2 separate regions of the Mus musculus genome follow, and region 1 is linked to region 2. Evidence: chromatin contacts called from ENCODE Hi-C or POLR2A ChIA-PET data. All regions are on one chromosome and are shown on one strand. The core of a region is the stretch at or near the end of the contact, and the rest is flanking DNA. Distances in the headings are between cores, read along the strand shown. Region 1 holds the start of Clasrp (CLK4-associating serine/arginine rich protein). Region 2 holds the start of Ppp1r37 (protein phosphatase 1, regulatory subunit 37).

Evidence for each region. A loop is a pair of places that touch in the nucleus more often than their neighbours do. ChIA-PET counts read pairs that join two places held with the same protein, here RNA polymerase II (POLR2A).
Region 1: a map of heart shows a loop between it and region 2 (4-fold over the local background). The contact joins the promoter of Clasrp here to the promoter of Ppp1r37 in region 2. A Hi-C loop is called at or near these places in 2 of 37 maps with a recorded cell type or tissue (gastrocnemius and heart). POLR2A ChIA-PET finds 5 or more read pairs at or near these places in 3 of 5 experiments (Patski and embryonic stem cell).

Annotation. Positions count from the first base shown.
Region 1 is chr7:19,599,530-19,606,050 of GRCm38, forward strand. Clasrp (CLK4-associating serine/arginine rich protein) reads right to left here and starts at 4,957. Exons shown (of 21, transcript NM_016680.5): 1 at 4,883-4,957; 2 at 3,661-3,776. The coding sequence starts at 3,759.
Region 2 is chr7:19,560,254-19,567,053 of GRCm38, forward strand. Ppp1r37 (protein phosphatase 1, regulatory subunit 37) reads right to left here and starts at 2,145. Exons shown (of 13, transcript NM_199149.3): 1 at 1,558-2,145. The coding sequence starts at 1,777. It overlaps Gemin7 (gem nuclear organelle associated protein 7), which reads right to left. Exons shown (of 2, transcript NM_027189.2): 2 at 4,696-5,423. The coding sequence starts at 5,415. The coding sequence ends at 5,026.

The DNA of each region.
Region 1 (6,521 bases), core at 3,707-6,206, 42 kb after region 2:
TGATGGGGTGATCTCGCTAGCCGGCTTGATCTACGGAACCAGCCTCTGCCTTCCCGAGGCTGAACGCCAGGCAGGCCGCCATGTGAACTGGTCCTCGTGCTTTTGTAGCAAGTGCTTTAAGCACTGAGCGATCTCCCACAGCTTCTTTATTCACTTATCCACAGTTAGTTTCCTCTAACTCTTGGCTCTGTGAGCCATACTCTAAGAATCTTCCTGAGATGCTAAATCCAGGCTGAGTGGAACATTTACCTGGCATGGATAATCTCTAGGTTCCACCCCCAGCATCAGAGGCAAACAAATCAACTGAATTCACTCTTACCACCAGGCTGTGCTCCCTCTTGGCTCAGATGGGGCAGCAGTCCATATGGGCGTGTTCCCTGTCATTCAGTGCCTCCTATTACGCTTCAGCACGTACTAGAAGATGCCCAGTCCCAACAGCTCAAGCTCCACCCTCTAAGGCTCACAGTTCAATGCAGAGGACAGCCCTGCCTCCATAGTGATGACCTTATATACAGGGAATGCCTGGCCCAGGAGAGAGACTTATTTCCCACCTGTGCCTCAACAGGGGATTGTAGTTCTTTTCCTTTTTTCCTTTGAGACAGTCTCACTATGTAGCCCTGTGTGACCCGAAACTTGCTATAAAGATCAGGCCTCAAACTCAGAAACACGCCTGCCTCTGCCTCCCTTTAATGCAAGAATTAAAAGTGTGCCACATCAGGTCCTGTAGATCGAAATTCTTTATTCAAATCAGAGAAAAGGCACGGAGGCACACACTTGTAATCCCAGCACCCAGGAGGCCGAGGCAGGAGGAATTTGAGTTGGAAGGGTAGCCTGGGCTACACAGTGAATTCTAGGTCAGCCTATATGACTTAGCAAAATCCAATCTCAAAAGGGAAAACGTTGACAGGACCAGGAACAATGACAGAAAAGTCGTAAACCTTGAAGAGAGGAAGTCACCCAGAAAGACTGGGGTTGCAAATGTAGCTGCACACAGACCAGCTTGAGCAGGCAGCCACAGCCCAGCCTGGTTTCCTCCCCTCACCCCTACTCCCCCTACCCCACCCCAGCAGCCACAAGCAGTGCCTGGCCGTCTCCCACAGCTAGGCTCCACACATCTGGATGCGGGTCACATTCCCATCCTGGACACTGGTTGCTTGTATGGTCCACATCACAAAGAGCCCCACAGACACTTGTTGTCAAGCTCTTCCTGTCACCCAGTGAGGACTGTTCTTCATCCATGCCCTGAACAAAGGCTCAGGAGGCTCCCTGCCAACAGGGAGGCGAGCCTGATCTCCCCTCTCCAGGCTCCCCTCCGTGTCATCCACCCATTGGTCCGAATCCAAATTCCACTCTCCCAGCAATAGCAGGGGCTATGAGTGTGCTATTTCTCTTTCCTTTGTGTGTATGGGGTGGCACTGGCTAGGCAAGCACTCGCCATTGAGCCACATCTTGGCCCTATAAGTTAACCCTTCCTGAGCCTCAGTTATGCAAACCATGACACACAAGCAGTGTGGCCATCTCCTCCCTGCTCAGACATTCCTTCCTGGCTTAGGAAGCTAATGCCACTTAAATGGCTCTGAAGACCACATTCAGGAAGCTGCTGCCACATGACACAAGTGACACAAGGAGTTCTCTCTGATATGTTGTCATGCCCCCCCCCCAAGAGTAAAGTCACCTCAAGGGAAAACCTACAAATCACCCAACAGGCAAGCAGACAGGGTCTACACATCCGAGCCCTCACTCAGCCTGTGAGGGAGCTGCACCCAGTTGCTCTCCACTGGCAGGCCACCCATCTCTACTTCCAGACTCAGTGGTCCCCTCACACCTCTGGCCAAGCCTGCCTGGAAGGAAATCTACATGCCTGCTCCCTGGAGGCTGAATGGGCCTGTGGGACTTCTAGGTCATCAGGACAGGGGGTTATGGGAAAACACCCAGAAAGTCTCTCACCAAGGAGCATGAGAGACCCTGTCCCCTTTCTCTCATTTCTCTGGGGTGAGTGGAAGGGAGACACGAGAGCCAGAGCCTCCAGAGCTCTCTCAGACCTCAAGAAAAGATGGAGATGAGATAAATGCCTGCCTTGTGAAAGCCATTTGCTTATATTTCATTCCTGTTACAGCCAAATCAATTCCACACAGTGTGTCATTTTGCACACAGAAGGAAACATTAGGCAACAGAGAGAGTGCCAGGAGGCCAGGATACTTCAACAAGGAACCAGGCAGAGAGCGGAATAGCACAAATCTGGAGGAGAGGTAAAGATCAAACTAAGGGCCAAGCGGCTCAGCAGCAAACTTGCCTGTAACCTACCACAACAGCAGGGTACGATTCAATGTTAGAGCTCTGGCCCAGAATGCCCCAGTGAGGGGCTGGGGCCTCTTTTTTTGGGAGGGGGTAGCGGGGGTTTGAGACAGGGGTTTTTTTTTTTTTTTGTTTTTTCTAGACAAGGTTCTCTGTATAGCCCTGGCTGTCCTGGAACTCACTCTGTAGACCAGGCTGGCCTCGAAATCAGAAATCCACCTGCCTCTGCCTCCTGAGTGCTGGGATTAAAGGCCCACATCACCACTGCCCAGCTCAGATCTGGGGACTTGACTCAGGGGTAGAGCATCTGCCTGACACTAGCCCTTTCCTGGCTTTCATTCTCAGCACCTCATAGGGAATATCCAAACTATCTATGGCCCTGAAAACTATAGTAAAGAAACTGGCCTTCTCCCACAGCCACGGGATTCTGAGCAAGAGAGAAACGGGGCCAGGTTTACATTCACAGAGACCTCTCGAGTCTGCTGAATGGGTTTCTAGAGACAAGATGAAGGCAAAGGGAACAGAGAGACTGGGTAGCAACACTGTAGTTAATAGGATGTCTACAGGAATGTCATCTAAAAGAACTGAGCCAGGTAAGCAATTGTCATTTCATGCTGGGGACAGTCCCAAAACCAAGCTGTATCTGTGATGGCAGATATGGAAAAGACCAGCAAAGATGTCCAAGAAAGCCATCCAGGGGCCTCAAGGACTTTTTGGTCAAAGCATGGAGTTTGGTTTATCTTTTCCTTTGCTTTTCTCCTAAAGCAATGGACGTTATCAAACAAGAGAGGGGACAGGTCAGATACCACTGATGAGTCTTGATGGCGCTACTGCTAGATGCCAAGTCAAGCTGCAAGAATGGCTGAGTTGTTCTGGGCACTGGGAACACATTGATGGAGGAGCAGAGAATGTTCCAGAGGCCTGACTCCTGAAATGTTCAGAGAGCTAGAGAGTCTTTTGTCTTTGACACCAGTGCACCGGGACTGCACCAGACACAGCAGACTGAGGCAAACAGAAGCCCTCACGTTTACACCAACCACTATGCTGAAGAAATGACTATGGCTGAGCATGGTAACAACACACACCTGTAAACACAGGCAGGAAGAGTATGAGTCTGAGGCCTGCCTAGGTTACCTAAAAAGACCATCTACCTAACAAGAGACGGGGTAAGGGCAGCTCAGGTGGTGCACTGCACGGCCCAGACTTCTATCTCCAACACCATAGAAAAATGGCCACAGTGGAAGGGGGTGTGGGGGAAGACGACTAGGATTGTGAGGAAAAAGAGCTCTTGCCTTGACACACCTCCAAGCCCAGGGCCCTTCCCTCTGGAGCCCGCCCGCCCCACACTCAAGTCTGCTCACTCACAATCTTCTCATAGTACTCCCGACGCCGCTCCGCCCTCTTCTTGTAGTCCACCATCATGCCTCGAAGTTTCCGCTCATGCTTCCGAGCCTCGTGCCACATGGTGCTGAGGCTTCTGCCTGAGGGAGGAGGGCACCAGACATGTCAAAGGGACTATAAAGACCACGTGGGTAGAGTTACAGTCCTCTGACATGTTGGGGTTGATCCTGATGGACTAAATTCCAAGTCCCATGGCTTCAGGGGAGAGAGAGACCCTGCTGCAGACCAGGACGCTGAGTGCACAAAAGGACTCCTAACAGTCCTGTGGCAGTAGCTCCAGAACTATGAGAAAGCTCTCTGTGACCTAGGTAAGATCTTCTCCTGGGAAAAAAAATCCTCCTAGATTCTGCTCGCTAAAGTCCATATGAAAGACTATAGAGTAGATAGCCTTTGGAAGGCTGATGCAGAACTGTCTTGAGTTCAAGGCCAGCCTTGGTTACACTGTCCAGTGTAACCTAAATATGGAGATCCTACTTTAATTAAAAAAAAAATGGCTGGGAGTGATGGTGCATGCCTTGAATCTCAGCAGTGGGAAGGCAGGACAGGCAGATGTCTGAGTATGGAGCCAGCCTGGTTTATGTACTAAGTTCCAGGCTAGCCAAGGCTACATAGTGAGATGCTGTCTGGAAAAATAAAAATGGAATTTTTGAAATAAAAGGAATGTCTGAAACCGATCCGTAGCTGCCAGGGCTGGGCTCACAAGAACCCCTAAGATCCCTCTGCAGGAACCATGCATGGTACGGGAGGGGGGTGCAGCAGTGTTGTAAGGTAGGTTAGTGGAGAGAGGCAACAGCACAGCCCAGACACGCTTGGGGAGGGGGGTGAGGCCAGGTGAAGGGCGTGGACAGAGGATGAAGATGGTCAGGCGGCTGAGCTCTAAAGGAGGGACGTGAAGCCGGCCAGGCAGGCTAAAAAGAGAGAGTGCGGCCCTGGGCCGGAGCGATGGGTGAAAGACAGGGACGGAGCTGCGTCTGGGGACCAGGGTCCGTGCCGAACCCCAAAGCCCGGATTCGGGCCTGAGGAGGGGCGAGGGGCGCAGCCTGAGGCCTGTCAGGGCGGAAGCAGGCGGGGCCGCCGTCGGGGCCCGGCGGACACCCACGGTGATCTCCGGAGCGCCTCGGACAAGGATGAGGTCGACTGCCACCGCTCGGAAGCCGGGAGGTCGGGGTCGGATGCCTGCACTCACCGGCCAGTCGCCGCCTCCCACTGCTGCGCTCGCGCGCGCTCACGACCCACACCGGAAGCGGAAGTGAGAGGTTGAGCGAAGGAGAGAGGCGGCGCTGCACAAAAGGCACTTCCGCGGTCGAGAGGAAGGGCTCTGGGATGTGGGCGTGGCTCTCGCGATTATGGGCGGGGCCTGCAGGGTGGCACCATCTGGGACCTGTCCTAAAAGTGAGAGCTTAAGTAGAGGAACCCAGAATTCCAGACACGTTTTGTTGTTGTTTTTAAAGATTTATTTCTTTTAGGGGCTGGAGTGGTGACAATCGATTGAGAACTGGAAGCTCTCGCCAAGGTCCTGAGTTTAATTGCCCGCACTCACATAGGGCTCACAACCAGTCTCTTTTTTTTTTTTTTTTTTTTTAAAGATTTATTTATTTATTATATGTAAGTACACTGTAGCTGTCTTCAGACATTCCAGAAGAGGGAGTCAGATCTCATTACAGATGGTTGTGAGCCACCATGTGGTTGCTGGGATTTGAACTCTGGACCTTCGGAAGAGCAGTCGGGTGCTCTTACCCACTGAGCCATCTCACCAGCCCAACAACCAGTCTCTTAACTGTAGTCCTATGGGATCCAGTGCCCTATTCTGATGTGCATACATGCCGAGAAAACACCCATATGCATAAAATACAAAAATAGAAAAGTCTTTTTAAAAGATTTATATTGCCGGACAGTGGTGGCACACGCCTTTTAATCCCAGCACTTGGGAGGCAGAGGCAGGTAGATTTCTGAGTTCGAGGCCAGCCTGGTCTACAAAGTGAGTTCCAGGACAGCCAGGGCTACACAGAGAAACCCTGTCTCGGAAAAAAAATATTATGTGTATGCCTGAAGGTGTATGTTTCTCTGAGATGTATACACACACATATATATTATATAATTTTATTTAATCCTATATGTACATATATATGTATACATATATGTACGTGTATATGTATATATAAATATATATGTATACACACAGACATATATGTGGGATTAATAAAAATTATCTGTAGGTTGTGTTCAGTTAATTCAACAATAGCAGGCTAGGAACAGAAAGGCCAAGAACTCAGTAGATCAGTAGATGCTCGGGCTACAAGGCTGGATGCCTCAGCTGGTCTTCAGTATACACTAGAACCACAGAGAAGGCTCTAACGCCAGTGAAGGAATGGACTTGCTAGCAAGACGATGGCAAGCAGGCAAATACCTAAAGCTTCCTTCTTCCACATCCCTATATACAATCCAGCAGAAATCGTGGCCCAGATTAGAGCTGGATTAAAAGTGTGTCTTCCCATCTCAAGATCCAGATTAGAAATTGAGCTTCCAGGGGCTGGAGAAATGGCTCGGCGGTTAAGAGCACTGACTCTTCTTCTGGAGGTCCTGAGTTCAATTCCCAGCAACCACATGGTGGCTCACAACCATCTGTAATGGAATCCAATGCCTTTTTCTGGTATGTCTGAAGACAGCGACAGTGTACTCACATACATAAAATAAATAAAATCTTTTTTAAAAAGTAAGTGGATCTTCCTACTTCAATTTAAGCAAAAATCTCTCACATGCATGCCCCCCCCCCCATTTTTGGGTTTTAGTTCCAGATGTAGCCAGGTTGACAACCAAGAATAGCC
Region 2 (6,800 bases), core at 895-3,394:
TGCTGCCTTCATAATCATCATGGGTTTAGGAGCGCTCACTCTCACCAGGCACAGTTCATGTGTGATGTCACTCAGTCTCTGGCAGACCCTGGACCACTGCTCCTGTCAGTCACTCTGGGGGAGGGTGGCTCTGAGGCTCAGGGGAGCCAGGCAAATTCTCAGTGGTTGCAAAAGACAGCAAGTGGGAAAGTCAGAATTTGACCCAGCTAGCCTTTCTTTTCCCTCTTTTCTTTCTTTCTATAGTGAAACAGGGCTTCCCCATGCAGTTCAAGCCCCCCCTAGAATGTCTACTCTATGATCCAGCCTTAGCCTCTAAGCGCTGGGCTCACAGCTGCAGACAGCCACACCAGGTTTCTTAACCACTTCTGAATGGCCGCTCTGCTCCCCCCACCCCTTCCTGCTGCGATCTTGCCACAGTGGACAACAGGCTGCCGCCAGGGCCCAGTGGACTCTTCCTGTCCTCAGCACCAGTTCCAAGAAGTTCAGAACCCAAAACAAACCACCCAGCCCTGGCAGGCTCCCCAAGCCAAGTCTAAATTAACCTCGGTCTCTTTGATAATTACTAGTCAAACTGGCATTTATGGCGGGCTCCCAGTGTATCATTTCCTGCAACCAAGTCCCCCCCACCACACCCCCACCCGTGCCCACATACATCAAAGCTACCAGCTGCCCACTCTGCTGCCCACAGCCTGGCAGTCGTGTCTGTCTGTTCCTGGACAAGCAGGTTAGCTTCCATAGAACACGGCCAGTGGGTGACCTCACTTCACAGGCTCCACCCAAGCAAAACACAATTCAGCTCAGAAATGGGATTAGCCTGTGTCCATCTCCCCAGCAACCTTTTCCCTTTCAAAGCCATCAAAGCCAATGCACTCCTCCAAGTGCCCGTCCAGTTCCACCTCCCCACCAACAGGCCTAGATCTTAGATCTTCCCATCTCCCAACATGTAAGTCACCTTCTGTTGAGTAGGGAATACTGCCGAGTCCTTCCCCAGGTAAACCCTGGTAAAAGCGGGCTCCGCGTTCTGCTGCCGAACCTTACTGCGGAATTCCTCGCACACAGGCAAACTGGCCACCTCGTCCTCTGCTTTACTACCTGCTGCCTCTGACCCTCCTTTCCCAGTCGGAGGGTTTACAAACTTCTGTACAGTCTGGGTTTATTTCCGTCCTCGTTTCAGCCAAAAGAGCAATGGCCATAGCCGGCTACGCTTTGCCTCCTGGTTTACAGACCAGCTGCTTCGCTCTCACCATCCCGTGGACTCAGGCACTTACCTTTCCCCCAATACTATAACCAGGCTCTCTTCATCTATCCCTGAGTGTACCATGAACTCAAAGGCTGGCTGCCAGCCTCCCAAACTCCCAAACAAGGTTAGGCTTTGAAAACCCAGTCCTGTGGACCTTTCCAGCTCTCCCGCCAACCCCTCTCTGCCTCCAGCTCTAACCTAGGCACCGTTGAAATCACCAATAAGTACCATTTGCCGCGGGCCACCTCCGTGGGGGTCGGCCCTATGGCGGTCCCACCCGCCTCTAGGCTCTCCCCCGCAACCCTCGCCAAAGCTACCGTGTCTCCAGGGGTCTTTGGGCTCCACCGCTCCAGACACGATGTCCTCGTCAGATGGGAACGTGACACGCTTGGCAGCAGCCTTAAGGCGGCCATCGGCCGGGGGCGAGGTCCCGGTAGGAGACTCAGCTTCGGCGGAGGCCTCCTCGGTCTCGGCCTCCGCGTCCGCGTCGGCGTCCGCGCCCGGCCCGGGCGGAGCCTCCTGCGGCGGGATCTCCATCGCCGCCGCCTCCTCCTCCTCACGGGGGCCCCGGGGACATGCCCCGGGCCCCGGACTCGTCTCTCCGGGTCCTCCCGCCGTTCCGGGGCATGGGCTTCGCCGCTGCCTCAAGCGCCGCCTCCGTCCGCTCCGTTCGTCGTCGTCGTCGTCGTCGTCGTCGCAGTCGCCGGGAGCCCCAACGCGCCTCCGCCGAGCTCCGCGAGTACCTGCTCTTCCGCAGCCACACTTTCGCTACAAGCCGAAGGGCCCGCTGCGTACCGAGAAAAGCATAGCACCGACTCAAGCTTTTGCTCTGAAAAAAAACCGTGTCGAGGACGACAGGAAGACCGGAACAAAGAACAGTAAGCTCCGCGGAAAAAAGAAACGTGACCGGCGAATCTGCAGAGCCAAACTGCAGAACACAGAGGCGGGGCCTATGAACGCTGTCTCCCGGAGCGCCGCGCATGCGCGAGTTCTAGCCGCCCCCTCCCGCCCCCCACAAGCCAAGCTGTCAACAGTCAGGCTCCCGCACATTCGTCACAAGCCCAAGTAATTCGGGAAAGGATTCAATACAAATCCTATAACCGCGGCCTGCGAGAGGGCTGTCAGCGGCTAAAGCCGTCTGAGTTCGTAAAAATAGAAGAATCGCCTCCACAAAATTGTCCTCTGATTTCTACGCGTCTACAAGAAATGAGTAACTTAAAATATAAAATACGGATCAGATATTAATTAAAAAACCACTTGCTGGACATGGTAGTGACTCGCCTTGTGAACCGAGCCTTGGAGAGGCTGAAGGAGGAGGTTGCGAATTCGAGGCTAGGCTGGATTACAAAGGGAGCCTCAGACAAGCAGGTGCTACAGCAGGAGACCCTGGTGGGGCTAAGCCAAGTACTGGGAGCAGGATAAAGTGATGGAGGTGCTGAGAGCTGAGAGCCAAGCTGAATATCGGATGAGTACGTACAAGTGACAGAAGCGACAGAAGAGCACACTTTAGCACAATTTTCGTCAAAATTGTATCAAATGTAAATTACAATATTAGACGAGTCTGCTAGGTATTCATGAACCTGCTATAAAAACAAAACAAAACAAAAACTGGGAGCAGGAATTCCAAAGGCTCGGGATGAACCAGCTGACCAAACCTGAGCGAGCCTAAGCCACACCTCCAAGGGGTCGATTCCAAAGCTCAGGATTCATCTGGGCACTTTCGCTTTTCCTTCTCAGCTCATTAAAGCCCACTGGCACAGGGACTGAAACCACAGAACGGGATTTGAGGAGGGTCGAGCACAGCATTGCCAAGTAGAGAGCTAGGCTGGAACTGGAGGGAGGCTCCAGTGTGAACTGATAACTGAGACCACTGCTAAGGGTAGCTGCTTTCCTCTTCACAGTTGGGGGTTAGCACACTTTGGAGACTGAGAAGTACCAAAAGCCCCTATAATTAATGCAAACCTTCAGTTACATTCTGAACTCCAAAAGGCATTAAGTGGGCTTTGTTTGGGGGGGGAGGGTTGGGTTTTGTTTGGTTTTACTGGTTCTCATGTAATCCAGGCTGCCCGCTGACTTGCCATGTAGGAAAGACAGGCTTTATCTCTGGCTCCTCCTGCCTCTACACCCCCTTCCCCACACCAAATGCTGGGATTACAGACTTGGGTCACTGTGCTTAGCTAGGAACTGCTTCCAGATATCATGTACTGAAAGATTTCTAGTGACAAGGGGCTGAAACAGGGGACACAGACTCCCTCACTAGACGGCTAGAGCAAACTGAGGAAGGGTAAAACTTCAACGCTAACCACCAACCTGCAGCATTTGCTCCCGGGCACTGGCACGGCACTGGCACACAAGTGTGACCACCACCACCACTCCCAGTCCCCTCCGTGGGAAGACAAACCTGCAGGTGACTGCAGTGGACCACATCACCAAGAGGGAACCTTGAAACCTAGTGTAAGCCAAGGCCCTGTCTAGGCCTTTTCTAGTAAAAAGCCATCCTTGCCCACCTCGGGTCAATTTCTTATGCAGAGATGAATGTCAGCCATTTGGGGAGGATGCCAGGAGCAGTGCAAGCCCTATACTTTTATCTGGACGCCTCAGCTTCATTGCTTAGATAAGCCCCACAAGTTTTAGCCTGAGATAGCTACACTACTAACTTTTAAAGACTACAGCAGAGGGTGGGAAGACAGCTCAGCAACTCCGTTCCAGAGGGCCTGAATTCTGCTCTCAGCACCCATAGTTCACAAGCACCTGTAACCCTAGCTTTGCTGACTGCCTATCTTTTTCTGGTCTCCGTGTGCACCCACACTCCCATGGCACACAGACATAAACACCTCCATTTAAAAATTTTAAAACAAAGAAATGTTAAGCATGGCACCACTCTCCATGGGATACAACTAAAGAGAGAAGCAGAAAAGCTGAGTATGGTGGCCTGACCTGTAAGTAATCCAGCACTCGGGTGGCTGAGGCAGGAGGATTGTGAATTCCAAGCCTGCCTGGGCTACACAGCCGGATCCTGTCTTTTAAAAAAGGTTGGGGTGTGGTGAGAAGATGGCTCAGCCCATTAAGTGCACTGGCTGATCTTGCAGTGCACCCACAAACAATTCCCAGCACCCACATGGCGGCTCACAACTATCTCTTACTAGTTTCATTGGACCTGGTGCCCTCTTCTGGCCTCAGCCATCACTGCATGCATGTGGTATGGTCACCCATGTAAGCAAACCACCCATATATATAAAATAATAAATGAAAAGGAAAGCCAGAGCCAGATTTCTCTAGATGATGATTTCTTTGGCGGGGTGGGGGTGGGGGGGGATGATGATGATGGAGAAACAGCTTGAGAGGCTCAACTTCGAAAGCTCTTTAGTGCTCTTTGCGCGCGCGCGCACACACACACACACACACACATACATACACACACACACACACACACACACACACACACAGCAGCCTGCAAGGCCAAGCCTCAGGAATTTATTTCTGTGACGCTCAGTGTGTGAAGCAGAACACTCCTTCCAACAAGAGAGATCTAGAATGTCTGAGGTTGCCGTCCCCCACTGCCGCACAGCCTGGCCTTGAGTTTATGATCTTCCCACCTCTTCAGAGCCAGGGTTATCTGCATCCTGCACCAGGCAGTATCTGGTTTGGAGTTCCTCTGAGTTCAAAGCCAGAGTTTGTTGGAGATTGCTTTGGAAGTCCAGGAAGGCGCTGAGAACTCTATGTCCCAGGAATAGTCAGAGGCCTGGGCTACTGTGGCAATGCCCACAGGAAAATGGCAGACAGTTTTACAGCTTGAAAGAATAGGAAATTATGTCACTACATCGAAGCAAGGCCTCGGCCTGTACACCTATGGGAGTCTGCAGTTGGGAAACGTAGAAGTTGGCCACATCCAGGTCTGTGGCTCCAAACTGGGCGGTCACATGCACACCTTCGTGCAGCGTGAAACTCACAGGGTGCCCCACCATGGCTAGGAGGCTGCGGAGGTAGCGCTCTCGCAGAGTGGCTCGGGCCCGCTGTTCCTGTGACTCTGGGGGATCTTGAATATGACCTTCTCCGACTTCTGGTCTCAGGATGGTCCTACGTCCATCAGAGGCAAAGCCTCTGCTGAAGCCATCGGGGCCCCGAGGGAGGCGCAGCACTGGCACCGGCACAGGAATGGTCAGTGGGCTCTGCATGGCTCTGGCTTTGGGAAGAAGGTGAAAGAGTTAAAGCCACACAGCTTAGGGAGAGAATAAGCCCATCCTTTGCTTTCGCCTCTTAGACTATAGCTGTCCTGTCCAGAATGTGCGTCAATGTCAATCCCCCCAGCTCCACCTCAGGTAGGGAATGTTGTCCGTCTGTTGTTACATGGTTTTGGTCAGCTCAGCCTGACCCAGAACATACAAGCACCCTGCCTTCTAAATGCTGTACAGGTCTGCGATACCATGTGGGGCTTTTTGCCTTCTGTTGTTTTCTAAGAGAGAATCCTTAGCTCAGATGGACCTTGAACTCTGTGTAGCTGAGGACCTGGAATTTCTGACCTGCCTACCTCCTACCAGGTACCATGAGGACAGGTTTGCTTTGCCACCTTCTGTAGGGATGGAAGCCAGGGCCTCCTGCATGGTAGGCACACTAACTGCATCCCCAGCCCACTTTGTGTCTACTTTGGTCATAGCTTTACTATGGTTCTGGGGTAACTGTCAGAATATTCCCAGTCCCTCTCAAATACAGCCTAGTCTCACTCAGTCAGCATCCTGACAGCTAGATCCAGAATGATCCAATGCCCGTTATACATTGCAACTACTGAGTGAAAACAGCCTTTGCTTAAGGAGACCCTGTCAGGAAATTTTAAGAGTTTGCAGTATTGGGCTGGAGCGATGGCTCAGCGGTTAAGAGCACTTGACTGTTCTTTCAGAGGTCCTGAGTTCAATTCCCAGCAAACACATGGTGGCTCACAACCATCTGTAATGGGATCCGATGCCCTCTTCTGGTGTGTCTGGACAGTTACCATGTACTCATATACATAAAATAAATAAATCTTAAAAAAAAAAAAAGTTTGCAGTACCTTGGCCTTTTTGTTTTCTTTTTTTTTTTTTTTTTTTTTTGGTTTTTTGAGACAGGGTTTCTCTGTATAGCCCTGGCTGTCCTGGAGCTCACTTTGTAGACCAGGCTGGCCTCGAACTCAGAAATTCGCCTGCCTCTGCCTCCCGAGTGCTGGGATTAAAGGCGTGCGCCACCGTGCCCGGCTGGCCTTTTTGTTTTCAAATGCATTTATTTGTATATGTCAGTGTCATGGTACACATGTAGAGTCAAAAGTCAGAGGACAGCTTGCAGGGCCCAGTTCTCTCTTCTTACTATATTACCGGGGATAGGACCATATGAAGGCTGTCAGCTTGGTTTTGAGAACCTTGAGACTTTACTCACAGAGCCATCTTGCTCCCTAACCTTTTTGGGGGGTAGGGATAGAGAAGAGCATGGGAAATCACTATATAGCCTACACTGTCTCAGAAGCTACCATCCTGTCTACCTTAGCCTTCCTAAATCCTGTGATCTCAGGCCATCTGCATTGTTTTACGTTCCC